Regions from separate parts of the Homo sapiens genome. Here all the other regions are linked to region 1. Evidence: read pairs that join two places in POLR2A ChIA-PET (ENCODE). Cell type or tissue: OCI-LY7. All regions are shown on one strand.

Evidence for each region. ChIA-PET counts read pairs that join two places held together with the same protein. Peaks named below come from ENCODE experiments on the same cell type or tissue, not always from the same donor. Only the 100,000 strongest peaks of a DNase experiment are listed, where the experiment ranks them.
Region 2: POLR2A ChIA-PET joins it to region 1 with 17 read pairs; 12 of 35 experiments call an interaction of 5 or more read pairs at or near these places.
Region 3: POLR2A ChIA-PET joins it to region 1 with 16 read pairs; 28 of 35 experiments call an interaction of 5 or more read pairs at or near these places.
Region 4: POLR2A ChIA-PET joins it to region 1 with 44 read pairs; 28 of 35 experiments call an interaction of 5 or more read pairs at or near these places.

Annotation. Positions count from the first base shown.
Region 1 is chr2:64,725,927-64,728,426 of GRCh38, reverse strand. No RefSeq gene overlaps it. Among named protein-coding and RNA genes, the nearest start is that of SERTAD2, 73 kb to the right of the region's middle. In OCI-LY7, no CTCF peak of the experiment used is centred here; DNase peaks (open chromatin) are centred at 156, 486, 866 and 1,226; H3K4me3 peaks cover 2,343 bases; H3K27ac peaks cover 2,500 bases.
Region 2 is chr2:64,672,036-64,674,535 of GRCh38, reverse strand. No RefSeq gene overlaps it. Among named protein-coding and RNA genes, the nearest start is that of SERTAD2, 19 kb to the right of the region's middle. In OCI-LY7, no CTCF peak of the experiment used is centred here; no DNase peak of the experiment used is centred here.
Region 3 is chr2:64,665,812-64,668,311 of GRCh38, reverse strand. It overlaps the pseudogene RPS10P9. Among named protein-coding and RNA genes, the nearest start is that of SERTAD2, 13 kb to the right of the region's middle. In OCI-LY7, no CTCF peak of the experiment used is centred here; DNase peaks (open chromatin) are centred at 461, 1,091 and 1,551; H3K4me3 peaks cover 1,800 bases; H3K27ac peaks cover 2,500 bases.
Region 4 is chr2:64,660,842-64,663,341 of GRCh38, reverse strand. No RefSeq gene overlaps it. Among named protein-coding and RNA genes, the nearest start is that of SERTAD2, 8.2 kb to the right of the region's middle. In OCI-LY7, CTCF peaks have their summits at 1,223 and 1,422; a DNase peak (open chromatin) is centred at 1,481; H3K4me3 peaks cover 1,851 bases; H3K27ac peaks cover 2,500 bases.

The DNA.
Region 1 (2,500 bases):
GAAGCCTCTCACTTCTGTTCTGCAGTTAAAGTCTCAAAGTCTGGGGCTGCTGTGAGCGTGGAGTGGTGCGTGCAGAGAGCGGCCCGTGCAATGCATTGTGCTGGCCTTGCTGGAGCTGCCCATGCAAGGAGCAGCCGTGCCGCACGTAAGCTACTCATGCAGGGAGCAGCCATGCAGGAGCTCAAGCAGAGGGCAGCCCTTGCAGTGCTGTGGGCACCTTGTGGAATGCAGTGCAGAAATCAGCCAGTGCAGCATGCATGCCAGTCCGGGTCTTCCCCAACACTGCCCTTGGGGAAACCCACACCTATTCTTACAGGAATGGCAGCAGGGGGTCTGCCCAAACCAAATTTAAGTTAAAAACAAAACAAAGCAAAACAATTCCTAAAGTGCCCCAGCTTATCATCTAACAGGCAATGGAGTTTCTCAGCACTGCCTGAGGTTGTTTGTAATTGTAAACTAATAGTAGTAAGGGCAGAGGCCAGATGTTAGATAACCGAAGTCAGTGGTAGACCAGCTGGAGAGCCACGCTGGGCTTAGATTTTAACTCTTAAGTTGTCTTGCTGTCCACTCCACACCTAGATATAATATGAGCAGAAAACAAAGAATTTCAATTTTAGTTCTTCGGGAAAACATTAGCTTTTTATTTTAATACTTCAGAGTTTGTTGAAAAAACCGTTTTTGGCAGGTTGGTACAAGGAATAATACCATCTGTATTTGTATGGTGCCTTGCAGTTTGTAAGTGCTCTCATGAGCATTATCCTATTTAACACCCACAGCCACAACCACCTTGTGAGGTATTGTCTCCCATTTTACAAATGAGGAAACAGACTTCTGAGAGTTTACAGCTTGTCCAAGGGCATACAGCTAGTAGTCATTAGAGCCATCCTGCTCCAGTATTCCCTCCACCATGCAACCAGCACTTTGATAGCATCTAGCTTCCTGTCTTCCCTGTCATTCTCATATTTACACAGAAAATCACCGTCTAAAAATCTTCCTCAGTGGCCATTCCATGTTACTCACAATAAGAACATATGTACCGTCAAAGGGTAGCTTCTTGATTGACTTTGAAGTCAATAATTGAATAAAAGAGGAGCCTTGTTATTTCTTACTTAGAACCATGCTGAATGAACCTTAGGGACCATTTGGTTCAAATATGTGTATATATCTAAATCTAGAGTAAAGCCCTTCATAAGGAAAGTGAAACTCCAGTTAATTGCAAAGACTAGGGCCCACTTCCTCAAACTCAGACCATTGTGTTCTTTCTGTTAAAGTACACCTCCTTCAACAGAGGTACAGTTCTTGTCTCAAGAGCTAATTTGACTTGAGATTCTAGCAGATATTCCTGAGTATCTACTCTGTGCAAAGCCCTGTGTGGAACCAGCTCTGGAGGACTTTTGGATCTAGTGGGAGAGACTTAATCCAGGAGAAAATGCACCTAGTGCTAAGTCTTCAGCCATTTAAAAGACTAAGAATGTCATAGATAATCCAAATTTGGTCTTGGTCATCTGGAAACATTTATGAAGAAGCCCTTTCTTATATGTTCTTATATGACCTCCTATTTGTAGAAAAATAGCAACTGTGGCCACTTTGGAACTTTTGGAATAATGCCACCCATCCCTGAGAAGCTGAAGTATAAGATTAAAAGCAAATCAAACTGTGATTGTTAGCACCAAGTTTCTCTTTAGGTCTTGCCCCTAAAAGTTTTAACTTAGAAAATCCCATATTACTCATATCTTATTATAAAAGCTCTGCTAATAACTTTGAACTCCTTAAAATACATTTTCAAAGAGCTGATGGTGAGCAAGCCACATGTTTCATGGCCTTCCCTCAGCACTGATCAGCCGACAACCTGGAGAGCCTTTCTGAATGCACCCCTGATAATTTGGGCTGTCTCCAAGTCAAGATGAATTGATAGGGAATGCAAAATTGATCAGAATAATTACAAGTGCCATTATATGAAAGAGATCACTTTGCCAATGAACACTCACAGAATGCCTTTACAGACCTAATTTGCACCAGAATTAAGTTTGTCTTTCTCAATAGTTGCTTCCCAAACTAAACAAACTGCATTGTATAAGTGGGTCAGTTTTCACAGTACTCTGCTTGAAATATTCAGATATACACAAAGGCAGCTGGATTGTAAATTTCAAGGGCAAACTAGTCTCCAATAAAGCAGGTATGGGAGGAAGCTGTGTTACATTCTTAGAGGGATGAGTTTCTCTTTAACTTATAAAAACGCATTCAGTATCCTGCTTGCTTTGCGTGGATCATACTTAGCTTCCATTTTTGCCTTTTAGTCAACCTCTTTTCATTTACTCAGGTTTCTGCCTCTCAGTCAGCAGTATTTGGCTATAATCAGGTGATTTTGCCCTCAGTTAGTTCTCCAGGGCCTAAGAACTCAATAGTATCGAATGGTTTTGGGTAGGGTATTTTTTTTTTTTTTTTTTGAGACGGAGTTTCGCTCTTGTTGCCCAGGTGCATGCAATGGTGTGATCTCGGC
Region 2 (2,500 bases), 54 kb after region 1:
TAGTTGTTAGCTGTCTTTTTCTTTTTTCTACTATCATGCACTTGCCTCTTTTAATTCTTTCTCCCTTCTAAATTTCTAAATTTTCATTTACAATCTGTGGTTTGGGAAAAAGGCCAGATATATTTTAATCTTTAAGATTAAATAGGCACTTAGGTAATACATGTTAATGTATGAGGTTTGGTATATGTGCTTTGTTTTATCTTATTTTTGTTGAAGGATTTATTTTTGCTTATTTTATAAGTTCCAAGTAACGAGTTCTCTCTGGATGAATTGTTTTACACACCAACATTTACAGCCTGCATCAATTTCACCAGTTATACTTTTTTTTTTTTTTTGAGACAGAGTCTTGCTCTGTCGCCAAGGCTGGAGTGCAGTGGTGTGATCTCAGCTCACTGCAACCTCTGCCTCCCAGGTTCAAGCGATTCTCCTGCCTCAGCCTCCCGAGTAGCTGGGACTACAGGTGCATGCCACCACGCCCGACTAATTATTTGTATTTTTAGTAGATATGGGGTTTCACCATGTTGGCCAGGCTGGCCTCGAACTCCTGACCTCAAGTGATCCACTGCCTTGGCCTCCTAAAGTGCTGGATTACAAGCATGAGCCACCACGCCTGGCCAATCACCAGTTATACTTATGTAGCTCTTTATTAATTTCAAAGTGCTTGTGTATACTTTGCCTACCTTGATCTCCACAAAATCATGAGAGACAGGCAAGACATATTTCAATATTTTACAGATAAGAAAGCTAAGGCATAGTTGGAGGTTATTCAGTAGATCTTAACTAGGGATTGCAGCTGAATCTCCCAGGGAAGTTTGTTCACCTGTACATACCAGGGTATCCCAATTCCATGGGTCTGGGGCAGAACTCAGGTACGTATATTTTGGAAAAAGATCCCAAATGATTCTAATGTGCATAGCTTTCCCAGACCTTTTTCTCTGTCCCCTCATCCCCCACCTCTGCTCCCACTGAGAACTGCTAGGTTAAAGTTTTTTATCACCAGTAAGTGGTTTATTAAGATGCTTTCACCTGCAGGTTACAGAAAAGCCAACAAACAGTGGCTTAAATCTGATTTTCGGTGGTTCCACAATCAGCTGGTGTGGTGGTCAGAGTAATCCTCCCTGTATGTTACTTTACGTGGTAAAAGAGACTTTGCAAATGTAATTAAGGTTCTTGAAATGGGGAGATCATCATTATCTGGCTGGGCTCCGTGTAATTACAGGGGTCCTTATAAGAGTGGGGCAGGAGCATCAAATGCAGAAGAAGAAGGTGGGATGACAGAAGCAAGGGTTGGAATTATGTGCTCTGAAGATGCAGGAAGGGGTTATGAGCCAAGGAATGAATGCAAGGCAGCCCCTAGAAGCTGGAAAAGACAATGAAGGAGGGCCTCCCCTGAAGCCTCTGGAAGAATGCAGCCCTCTCAAAACCTTGATTTTTAGACTTCTGACCTCCAGAACTATATGAGAATAAATTTGTGTCATTTTCACCCACTAAGGTTATAATTTGTTACAGCAACAATAGGAAACCAGTACAACTGGGAAGTATAAAATGCAGATTCTTAAGCCCCTCCCACAGAGATAAAGTTTGAATAGAGTAGGTGAGGTTTAGGGAGCTGTGTTTAAACTAGTCCTTAGGTGATTTAGTGGCCTGTGGTTTTTGGCCCGTTGGCCCGCATCTACAGAGTTACAAAATAACCACAAGGCCATTTACTGTTTTCCTCAGATGTCTAGAGCTGGGTGGTCCCAGCATGGCAAGGATGGGGGTAGGGGTGTCATCAAGGACCCAGGCCCCACCTGGACCTCTGCTCTACTCCTCTCATTGTGTTGGGCTTTTACCCTATCCCTTATTTTTGTTTTGGGGTTTTTTGTTTGTTTTTTTTTTTTGAGACAAGTTCTCGCTCTGTCACCTACCCTATCCCCTTTTTTTGTTTGTTTTTGGGTTGTTTTTTTTTTTTTTTTTTTGAGACAAGGTCTCACTCTGCCACCCAGGTTGGAGGGCAGTGGTGTGATTATAGCTTACTGCAGCCCCAACCTCCTGGGCTTCCCACCTCAACCTCCCGAGTAGCTGGGACTACAGGTGCACACCACCACACCTGGCTAATTTTTAACAGTTATTTTTAGTAGAGATGAGGTCTTGCTATATTGCCCAGGCTGGTCTTGAACTCCTGGGCTCAAGTGATCCTCCTGCCCTTGGCCTCCCAAAGTGCTGGGATTATGGGCGTGAGCCACCCCACCCGGCCTTACCCTTATTCTTGTTATATCATGGTCACAGACGGCTACCAGAAAGAAGATTCCTTCCCAGAAGTTCCAGCAGACTTCCCTTTACACCTGACTAGCCAGAACTGCAGCACCTGGCCATCTCCAGCTGCACAGGAGGCTGGACAGCAAGAAACCTCACATGGTATCTCAAAACATTATTCTGTCTCCCTTCTCCTCCTGGGAAACACGTGCACCCCTCCAACATCACTTACCTTTCATCTGGCTGTTGTCTCCCTCCTCCAACA
Region 3 (2,500 bases), 60 kb after region 1:
CAAGGAGACAAGAACCAGGAGACTACAGTTCAACTTGAAGGAAACCTTTCGAGGTGGTCAGTAATGTCAGATGCTACAGAAAGGCTAAGTAGTATGAGGAGCTGAGAAGTGTCCATTGGCCATGCCATTTAGGGGTCACTGTTGCCCGTTTGTGGGATGGTCAGTAGAGTTGTTCTGCAGTAGGCAGAGGAAGCAGGAAGAAAAATAAAGCTGTAGATAGACAGAAGTAGCTACTAGCAGCATTCCTGCAGCATTAAACATGGGGAGGATTGATTCCTATTTTAAAAGTGAAGATAGAATACAGTGAATCTGTAATTTATTGATTGCAACAAGGAGCCAGTAGGAAGGGCAAGGCTGAATGTACAAGAGAGGGAAGAAATACCAATCTTCAGTCATATTGAAGCTTTTTTGCTCAGTCTCATTCCCTTGTCAGGAGCACCTGTGCTGTGTTATAGTTGAATGCCACCAGTCTGTTCTAATAGGTGTCACTTTGACTTTAAAGACTACCATCTAATGTCTTTCTGTTTGGTTGGCTTGGGATCTAGATTGTCCTTCCTCTTTTTCTAAAGACTCAAGATGGGAACCTTTGAAGAGGATATAAATTTGTCTTCTAGTTGCATTGATTTGCTGACCACTGGTAAAGTGCTGATAACCCATCAGTCTAGATATATGGGTTAATGTGATGTATCCTTGTTGATAGAAACATATACTGCACGTGAACCTACTCCTTTAGTACATGTATGTGTGTCTCTCCATGGTGTCATGTGTATTAGGTGGAAAAGTGAGTTTTTACACCAAAACTTGTTTTTATCTTGAGAAGTTCCATTAAGAGAAAGTTGTTAAAATACAAACTGTTCTGTTTTCTGATTTGCTATCTCATAGTAAGCAGTTAGTTGTAAGATTAACTTCCTCAGAGGAAAGAAGGCAAGGACACCAGCAAAAGGAAAAGAAATGTTTAATTGCTCTGCGAAGGCCCCAACATGCTCTGAAAAGTAAAGATTTCAGGCTTAATGTGCATGGAACAAAAGGCCGTTGTGAGCTGTGTACAAGAGTTGGTGAGAGTTTGTATTCTGCCCCTTTTTTCTGTGGGAGTTATTTCCTGTTGTTGACTAGAGTTCTTTATTTAGAACCACCTAGCTTCAGAATGCCTGCTAGCTTGCAGAAAAGTGTGTACTTAAAACATAGGCTTATTTCAAGACAATCTCTTTGAAAAAAAAGTCACACTACACATGCACTGAAACATCATGTTCCCAAATGTCAAGATCCCCAATAAGAAGAGACATAAGAAGGAGCTGCAGTGCGTTTGGTGTAGCACTTGGTGGTCACCTGAACACCTAGTGAAAGATATTTTATGGGGAAACTGTGTTTCTATTTTTTACTTTAAAAAAAAAAACAAACCAAGATTTCACTTTTTAGTGCTGAGTTCTTTGTCATTTTAAGGAAGTAACAAGAAGCCTTCCATATTTTGTGAGGAAGATTTATCCTTGTTAGCATGATAGAAGTTCGCCTGGCAGGTAAGAAATAACACCCAAAACAGGCATTAAACCACTTACTCTCTTATACTTGAGCGATGAGCTGGACTTCCTATTGAAGAACGTTAGGTTGATTTAGCATTATCATTGGATTTTACAGTGTAATATTGAGAGCGAGAAGGATAATAGAACGAATGAGAAGAATAAATTGTTTATTACTGAAATAATAGGGAATAAATGAATGCTTGCAATACAAATATTGTCCAGTATTAACAGGTGCTAGAAGTTGTAGGAAAAAAAATCTTACACGGTTCTACTTCATGGGAACCATAAGGAAGAAAGAAGAGAAAATGTATTTCTTTAACTTACTATATTCTGAAACAATGAAATAATTAGAATACATTTATTTGCTTTTGAGACTTTGATACTTTTTAAAAAGACATCTCCTGTGTGTCTCTCCCTGATTCTATTAACCTCCTCCTGTTACCAGAGGTAACTACTTTCTTGAATTTTTAAATCTATTTTCTATAATTGCATACATATATATATGTAAACTATATATACAGTGTTTTGCATGTTTAAAAATATGTTATATAAATGGTGTTGTATATATTTTATAACTTGCTTTATTTTAGTCAATATTTGTTTTTGAGATAAAGCTTTATATTTTGAGATCAACACACAATACATGGTACCTTTAGTTCTTTTTTTTTTTATTTTAAGTTTTTTTGGCTATAAGTTTATTCAGTGCAAAATAATCCTCTCCAGTTTTACTGAGGTGGCTGACCACGTCCATGACCAAACCCGCCTCTAAACTGGAATTCGGTTGCTGACCCAGCCCCAGCCTCGGCTTTCTTGTTGGCATCAGGGGGCACAGCACTCCGCCTGTAGGTATCTCTGTCTGCTTCCCCTCTTGTGAGTCTTGCAGGTTGCTCACCCCCTAGACCTTTAGGCCGAGGCCTGCCAGCCTCTGGATGACTGTGGTGTAGGGTGGCAGGCACAATCTCCGGGGGCAGATGAAGGTACCA
Region 4 (2,500 bases), 65 kb after region 1:
TGGACTCAAGCGATCCTCCCACCTCAGCCTCCTGAGAATCTGGAACCACTATGCTCTGCTAAATGTTGGTTTTTTGTTTTGTTTTGTTTTGTTTCTTTTTGAGATGGAGTCTCTCTCTGTTGCCTGGGCTGGAGTGCAGTGGTGCAATCTCGGCTCACTGCAACCTCTGCCTCCCAGGTTCAAGTGATTCTCCTGCCTCAGCCTCCCAAGTAGTTGGGATTACAGGAGCCCGCCACCACGCCTGGCTAATTTTTTTTGTATGTTTAGTAGAGATTGGGTTTCACTATGTTGGCCAGGCTGGTCTCGAACTCCTTACCCCGTGATCCACCCGCCTCGGCCTCCCAGAGTGGTGGGATTACAGGCATGAGCCACCGTGCCCAGCCTGCTCAGCTAATTTTTAAAATTTTTGTAGAGACAGGGTCTCTTCATGTTGCCCAGGCAGGGTTCAAGCGATCCTTCTGCCTCAGCCTCCTGAAGTGCTGCGATTATAGGTGTGAGCCATCGTGCCTGGCCCTGAGCTACTTATTGAATTCTTTCCTTACTGATCTGTAATTTCACTTCAGTCATGTATTACACTTCCATATATATGTGGTTCTGAACTCTCAATTCTGTTCCATTGATCTATTTATCTGTACCTATGTCAACTCTACTCTGCTCTAATTACTAGAGCTTTATAATAAGCTCTGATAGGACATGTCCCCCATCTTGTTCCTTAAGCTTATTACAACTGTGTTTGGCCCTTTTCTATTTCAGATGAATTTTAGGATTCATTTGCCAAGTTCCATTGAAGGAAAATATGGGATTTAAATTTCATGTAATTTGTTGATAAGTTTGGGGGAGAATCTGCATGTATATAGTATTAAGTATTCTTGTCCATTAAATGGTATGGCTCCCCATTAATTTTTATCTTTTCATCTGATGAACTTTTGGAAAGGTGTTTGTCTTCTCACTTTTCATTTTTGGCTGTAATGAGAAAATCGTAATTCTGGAATCTTTATTCTCATTGCTGTTAATTGTTATTAAAACTAAAAGCATGATGTCTCACAGTTTTAAAGGGGCAACAAATCAGAATGGATTGAAAATCAGTATCTGATTAATTAAAAATTTTTTCTACCTTTTTGTAATTTGGGCTTTAGTTTCTTAAAGGAAGCTAAACAGAAATTATGTTGAAATTATCAACATTAGTCCCACAAAAATGATTTTTCCGTAGCCCAGTACTGGATTGTGCTGCACTCTGTGTAAAGAGGCCAAATGAATAGCTCTGCACTCATAGTGAGGGAATCTGGCACTTTTTAAGTGAGATTTTTGACTTGTTGTGACTCTTTCAGATGTATGTTTTCTTTTAAATGAATCATCTTTAAATATATGCATTGTCTGAGCAAGTTCAGGATTGTAAAGTGTACATTTAATTGTAACAGAACAGAACAGCAGTGGGCGTCTGTGCTACAGATGATATTCTTAGGGTATTTGCTGCCATCCACTCTCCTTTCTAAATTTGGTGTTACAGATTCAACTTCTGTTTTTAAAAGGGAAGTTGCAGATAGATCATTCACACTATTATTTTCTCCTTAAAGCTAGCTTCTCTGCCCATGTGAGGAGTTTCCTATAACCTAAACAAGACTTCTCCAAGAAAACCGCTTTGAAACAAATATTACTTAGCAAGATTAAATCTTTTGTTCAATATTTAAAGTATATTTTTGAAAAAACAATTGACTACTTATACAAGTGTACCTAATGTGGTGTTGGTGTCTGAGCTGCTTGCTTTATTTTCTTCCTACTTGACTTTACTCTGCATTTCTGAAATTTTAGATATAAAAATTTAAAAACTAAAAACAAAAAAGAGAAAGAGAACAAAAATTATACATTTTATTTTATTTTCATTCATTCTTTAATTTGTTTTGAGTCAGCTCTGTTGCCTAGGCTGGTGTGCAGTGGTGCGATCTCAGCTCACTGCAACCTCTGCCTCCTGGACTCAAGCAATTCTCATGCCTCAGCCTCCCGAGTAGCTGGGAATACAGGCGTGTGCCACCATGCCCAGCTAATTTTTTTGTATTTTTAGTAGAGACGGGGTTTTGCCATGTTTGCCAGGCTGGTCTCGAACTCCTGGCCGCAAGTGACCTGTCCACCTCAGCCTCCCAAGGTGCTGGGGTTACAGGCATGAACCACCATGCCTGGCTATAAATTTTAAATTGTGTGTGTGTGTGTGTGTGTGTATATATATATATTCCAGTTTAAAGCAAAAGACTAGTATTATTAGACAGGTTGGATAATTTTGAAAACGTCTTGTTTATTCTGGCAACAGGTCTTTAAAAGACAATTCTACATTAGCGACTAAAAGGTAAAGCCTACACAGTCTTGGCAAGTGTTACCTCTCCCCTAGAAAACTAATACAAATTCATGTGGCAAAGGGCTGATTCATTTTTAGTTGTATATTGTGTTTTACACTTAAACTGTATCTTCTGTTCACGTTTATTTTCTAATGATGCCTCATAGCCTAAAC